Linked DNA regions of Homo sapiens: region 2 is linked to region 1. Evidence: read pairs that join two places in POLR2A ChIA-PET (ENCODE). Cell type or tissue: B cell. All regions are shown on one strand. Links, peaks and the distances in the headings refer to the core of each region. The heading gives the core; the rest is flanking DNA. Region 1 overlaps THRAP3 (thyroid hormone receptor associated protein 3). Region 2 overlaps MRPS15 (mitochondrial ribosomal protein S15).

Region 1 (2,915 bases), core at 235-2,734:
GCAGTGGTAGCTTAAGCCTGTAATCCCAGCACTTTGGGAGGGGGAAGTGGGAGGATCAGTTAAGCTCAGGGGAAGGGAGGGGAAGGAAGACTGGAGTGGGGAGAAGGAAGGAGGAAAAGGAAAGGGGGAAGAAGGAAGGGAAGAAAGGAAGAAAAAGGGCAATGTATACCAGCACTGTCTCTCTACTAGAACTTTCTGAGAATGAAATGTCCTATATCTATGTAGTTCTATATAGCTAGTATGACTGATGAACTAAATTTTTAGAGCTCAACATATACTTAATAGACACTGATCAAGGAGGAAATGGAGAGACATAAAGGTTTGGTTTTTGCGCCCAGTCTGTCATGAAGGTTTTTTTTTTTTTTTCTTTTGAGACTGAGTCTCGCTGTGTCACCCAGGCTGGAGTGCAGGGGCGCGATCTCGGCTCACTGCAACCTCTGCCTCCCAAGTAGCTGGGACTACAGGCACCTGCCACAATGCCCAGCTAATTTTTTTTTTTTATTTTTAGTAGAGACGGGGTTTCACTATGTTGGCCAGGCTGGTCTTGAACTCCTGACCTCACAATCTGCCCACCTCGGCCTCCCAAAGTCCTGGGATTACAGGTGGGAGCAACCACGCCCAGTCCGACATAAAGGTTTTTAAACCAAACAAAAGCATTAATCCTGGACTTTTTTGAAACTCACTGTATTATGTCAATAAACATGACTTTCCTGTCTCCATCTCTTTTCTACCTAGCATTCCACTATATGAATGTACCATAAGCAGTCCCATGGTGGCATATATTTAGGTTGCTATCAGTTTTTCACTTACATAAATAATACTGTAATGATTATTCTTATCTTTAAGGACCTGTCCAATAGGAAATCCTTAAGGTGTGTTCCTTGAAGTACATAGTGTTGTCCTCTAGAAAAGTCTACAGCAATTTATACTGCTACCAGCAGTGTTTGAGAATTTCCCCAAACCTTCACCAACAATAATCATCATATTTTTTTGTCACGGTGGAAATCTCAGGAAGAAAATGGTATCTCAATTTCATCTGTATCTCTCTGGTTTTCATATGAGACTTGTCAGTATTAATAATCTAATTTTCAAAATGGTCAACCAATTTTTCTAGAACCATTTACTGAATAATTACACCATCCTTCACTATCTTAAAATATTGCCTTTTTGGTATCCTTTGTTCTTTCCAACTGCTGTGGGGTTGAGGGTTCTGAGTGTTTCTCATTGTCTTTTCAGACTTAACTTCTTATGACTACTTTCCTTTTCCAAATAGTTACCAAACAATCTATCTTCTTGTTTCCATATACAATAATATTATTATCTATGGTGTCAAAATCTTCACAGAAAAAAGAAAATTATAATGATATTCATGTGCTGAATACCTACCACGTGCCTGTCATTGGGTTAATCATCTAACCATCACAATAACCCCCCCTGCAGCTAGACAGAGATTTCTACCTCCATTTAAAATTGAACAGGCTGGTCATAGTGCCTCACGCCTGTAATCCCAGAACTTTGGGAGGCCAAGGCGGGTGGATCACCTGAGGTCAGGAGTTCGAAACCTGCCTGGCCAACATGGCGAAACCCCGAATCTACTAAAAATACAAAAATTAGCCAGGCGCGGTAGTGGATGCCTGTAATCCCAGCTACTCCGGAGGCTGAGGCAGGAGAATTGCTTGAACCGGGAGGCAGAGGTTGCAGTAAGCCAAGATCGTGCCACTGCACGCCAACCTAGGCGACAGAGCGAGACTCTATCTCAAAAAAAAAAAAAAAAAAAAAAAAAGACTGAAACAGAAATAAAGGAAGAGAAGAGGCAAGCTAGGTTCTACACAATGAATAAGACAAAGCATTCACCATTAACCCAAGAATTAATGTCACCTTCTAAATTTCCAAGGAAAAGATGAATTATCAGAACAGGCTTTTACAATTTAAGTTCTTCTGAAGCAAGATGCTAAATATTAAGCTTTCATAATAAACAAACCCAAGAAGTGCATCCCTATTTCTCCTCCACGGTTCCTCTTTATCTTTACTATTCAGAAATACCTTCATCTAGTACCAAAGGAAAAAATATATATACATACGACATACCATAACAGTAAAAATCTCTTCTATATATCCAAACACTGGCCTGAAGAATGACATTATGAGAAACTTTTACTTTCTACATTTCCTATTTCTGTAATGTCTGAATTTTTTCAACCACCATCTGTCTGTGAGCAGGGGGGAAGAAATGAAGACACCTCCCTGCCCCACCAGGGCTTTCACAAAATGTGTGCTCTGCTTGAATAAACCCTGGGGTAGGGTAGAAGGGTATTAGGGGACTTATCAGTTTTATCTTTTTAAAAATAAAATGTTGGCCGGGTGTGGTGGCTCACATCTGTAATCTCAGGACTTTGGGAAGCTGAGGAAGGAGTTCGAGACCAGCCTGGGCAACATGGTGAAACCCTGTCTCTATAAAACTACAAAAATTAGCCAGGCATGGTGGTGGGCACCTATAGTCCTAGCTACTCAGGAGGCTGAGGTGGGAGGACTCCCTGGGCCCAAGAGGTCCAGGCTGAGGTTAGCCGTGATCACGCCACCATACTCCAGCCTGGGTGACAAAACAAGACCCTATCTCAAAATAAAAAGAAAAAGAAAAAATGAAATGTTAAGCAGAGCCTCAAAGTATAAAATATAAATGCACAACTGTTCTGATTGAAGGAGGAGGACAACTCAGAAAACTATCATTATCACAACCTACTTACTATAGTTACCTGCAGTTCTGCAGAATAGCCTTGATAGAATGGGTTTTGAATACAAATTTTTATTTTATTTTTTATTTTTTTGAGACAGGGTCTCACTTTGTCACCCAGGCTAGAGTGCAGTGGTGCAATCTTGGCTCACCACAGCCTCAACCTCCTGGGTTCAAGCAATCC
Region 2 (2,915 bases), core at 1-2,500, 220 kb before region 1:
CAGGGACTGGGATGGAGGAAGCAGAAGGGAGGGATCATCTGTTTCTGTTAGAGGCATGGAACTGGCCCCAGGCCCTGGAATGGATCCAGGGAGGTCACAGGCCACCAACCCCATGGAGAAAGGCTGGGGTTACCATCTGGGGGAAATAGTTCCCATCCCACTTGTTCCAAGTCTGAGGTTTTGCACAGGATTACAAGGTCTTTTTCTGCCCCTTTTCATCCCCAGGTTTTCCAGGAGACTCAAAAGCTGAAGAAGCGAAGAAGAGCCTTAAAGGCTGCAGCAGCAGCCCAAAAACAAGCAAAGCGGAGGAACCCAGACAGCCCTGCCAAAGCCATACCAAAGACACTCAAAGACAGCCAATAAATTCTGTTCAATCATTTCTTTCTGTCTTGAAGAATGATAGGAGAGATGATGGGGCTCTTTTTGGCCTGAAGAGGAGAAGGAATTTATTCTTTCATTCAGCTCTGAGATCCCAGAGTTTTCTGAGGCAGAGTCCCTGCCTCACCCACCAGAGGATACACACTTATGACATGCCTCCCACACACTCATACAAACAAGTACCTGTCATCCAGGTGATGTGTGTCAGTGGAGGCAAGACAGAGCATGTGACAGCACAGTGGAAGTGTGGCCGGCTGGGTAGGAAGAACTGCTGTAGGAGCTGCCTTCTGGACTGGGTCCTAAAGGATGAGTAGGAATTCACTATATAGAGACAGGAAGGGAAGGCCTCCTGGGCAGAAGGGATTGCAAGTACAAAGGCAAGGAAGTCTAGAGAGGCATGCTGTATTCAGAGAACGGGGAGAATGAGAAATAAAGCTTGAAAGGTAAGCTGAAGCTGAAGTGTGAGAAGCTTTATATGCTAGGCTGAGAAGATTGTACACTGTCCACTAGGGAGTGGGGAGACAGTTCAAGTTTTAAAACTGAAGGAGTGATGGCAATTAACAGGTCTGTGTTTTAGATAGTTAAGCAACAGCTGTGTGGATGGTAGATGGGAGGAGGAGAGATCAGAGCAGTGTACTGGGGCTGGAGGATATCAGTGTTCACGTAGAGAATCTGATCAAAACTACAAGTCCTATCCCCAGGAAGCATATGCAAAAGCATTGCTTATAAATTCTAGGGAGTTATGGATCCCCGTTCCCCATAAAGCCCATCCATTTACACCAAGTTAAGTGCCAACACCTTGAAGCCTGAGCATGCTTGGTATGTTTGAAGAACCCAAGGAAGACAATGTGTCTAAAACAGAACAAAGAGAATAGTAAGAAGACAAGGTCAGAGGGGTAGGCAAATACCAGGTGATGTAGAGCTTTCTGGGTGTCTCAGCCTGCCATAACAAAATACCATAGATTAGGTGACTTCACAGGATTTTTATTTTGAGTTCGTTTTTTCACAGTTCTGGAGGCTGGGGATTCCAAGATCAGAGTACCAGCCAATTCAGTTTCAGGTGAGGACTCTTCCTAGCTTGGAAAAGCCACCTTCTCAATGTCATCACATGGCCTTTCCCTTGGTCCATGCAGTGGGGAGAGCTCACTCTTACAAGGCCACTAATCCCATCATGAGGGCCGTACTCACGACCTTATGTAACCCTAGTTAACTCTGAGAAGCCCCATCTCTAAATACTGTAACATTGGAGTTAGGGCTTCGACATATGAATTTGGTCGGGGACACATTCGGCCCATAACACTGGAGAAATACACTGGACTTCACTCTGGGAAGGGAAGCCACTGAGGAAAGCCAAAAAGGGAGAAAGGTGTGCTAAAGTGCTATCCAAAGAGCAGTTGGAAGTTTAGATCTAGGACTCAGTAGAGAGGTCTGGACTAGAGAGGTTTGCGAGTTGTTGGGTGATTGAGCCCATGGGCATAAGTGAAACTGCCCAGGGATGGAGTGTATAAGAAAAAAGGACCATGTCTGGATGGGAAGGATGATCCCTGAGAGCTTAGCCTAAGTCAGAAGGAGCAGCTGAGCTGGAGGAGAAGGTGAAGTAGGGGTAGAACAGAGCCTGGGTGTCTGCAGAAGCAGAAATGAGAGGCTCAGAACTGAAGATCCACTATTCAGATATCACTTCCAGGAATTGTAGGGAAGGCCTTTAATGGGCCAGGACTTCCAAGTGGCCACGGCTACTTAGAGGTAGTGTGTCAGAGGGCCAGGTACTAACAGTTAAGGGGGCTAGCCAAGGGGAAGGAAAGAAAAAGGAACACATTTTAATGGATCAGGCCCTACTGCAAAGGCATTTGTGTGTTTTTCGTTGGTTGGTTGGTTGGTTTGGCTGGTTGTTTTTTTAGAGACAGGATCTTGCTCTGTTGCCCCAACTGGAGTGCAGTAGCCTGATCATAATTCACTAACTTCAAATTCTTGGGCTCAAGCAATCCTCTTGCCTCTGCCTCCTAAGTAGCTAGGACTATAAGTGTAAGCCACTGCGCTTAGCTAATTTTTTTATTTTTTGTAGAGAGGGTCTCACTATGTTGCCCAGGTTACTCAAACTCTTGGCCTCAAGCAATCCTTGCCCTCCCAAATGCCTTGGTTTCCCAGAGTGCTGGGATTACAGGCGCGAGCAACTGCATCCGGTCAAAAGGCATTGTTTTAACTGCTTCCTTAGGCACATTATCTAATATTCACAGCCACCTTTACTCTGCACATTGGCTAATTATCCTCATTTTAGCCATGAGAGATGAGAGAGTCATGAGAGAACTGAGACTCAGAGAGGTTAGGTAACTTGTCCAAATTCATATAGCTGGGAAGAGAAAGGTCTAGGATTCAAAGCTGGCTCTGTCTTGACTCCAGAGCCTATGTCCTGTTCACTATACCACACTGCTTAGGGACCAAGAAAAAGGTCTGAGAAGCTAAGGGAAGAGTACACTACAGCAAACTCAAATGCTTTTGGGAGCAAGGCAGGTAACAAAAATGCATGAAGGCCTAACATG

The links. ChIA-PET counts read pairs that join two places held together with the same protein. Peaks named below come from ENCODE experiments on the same cell type or tissue, not always from the same donor. Only the 100,000 strongest peaks of a DNase experiment are listed, where the experiment ranks them.
Region 2: POLR2A ChIA-PET joins it to region 1 with 11 read pairs; 9 of 35 experiments call an interaction of 5 or more read pairs at or near these places.

The regions. Positions count from the first base shown.
Region 1 is chr1:36,233,676-36,236,590 of GRCh38, reverse strand. All of the region lies in intron 1 of THRAP3 (thyroid hormone receptor associated protein 3), which reads right to left. Among named protein-coding and RNA genes, the nearest start is that of THRAP3, 11 kb to the right of the region's middle. In B cell, for the core only: no CTCF peak of the experiment used is centred there; no DNase peak of the experiment used is centred there; H3K4me3 peaks cover 1,301 bases; H3K27ac peaks cover 2,500 bases.
Region 2 is chr1:36,453,236-36,456,150 of GRCh38, reverse strand. It overlaps MRPS15 (mitochondrial ribosomal protein S15), which reads left to right. Exons shown (of 8, transcript NM_031280.4): 8 at 226-433. The coding sequence ends at 363. Among named protein-coding and RNA genes, the nearest start is that of OSCP1, 4.2 kb to the right of the region's middle. In B cell, for the core only: no CTCF peak of the experiment used is centred there; no DNase peak of the experiment used is centred there.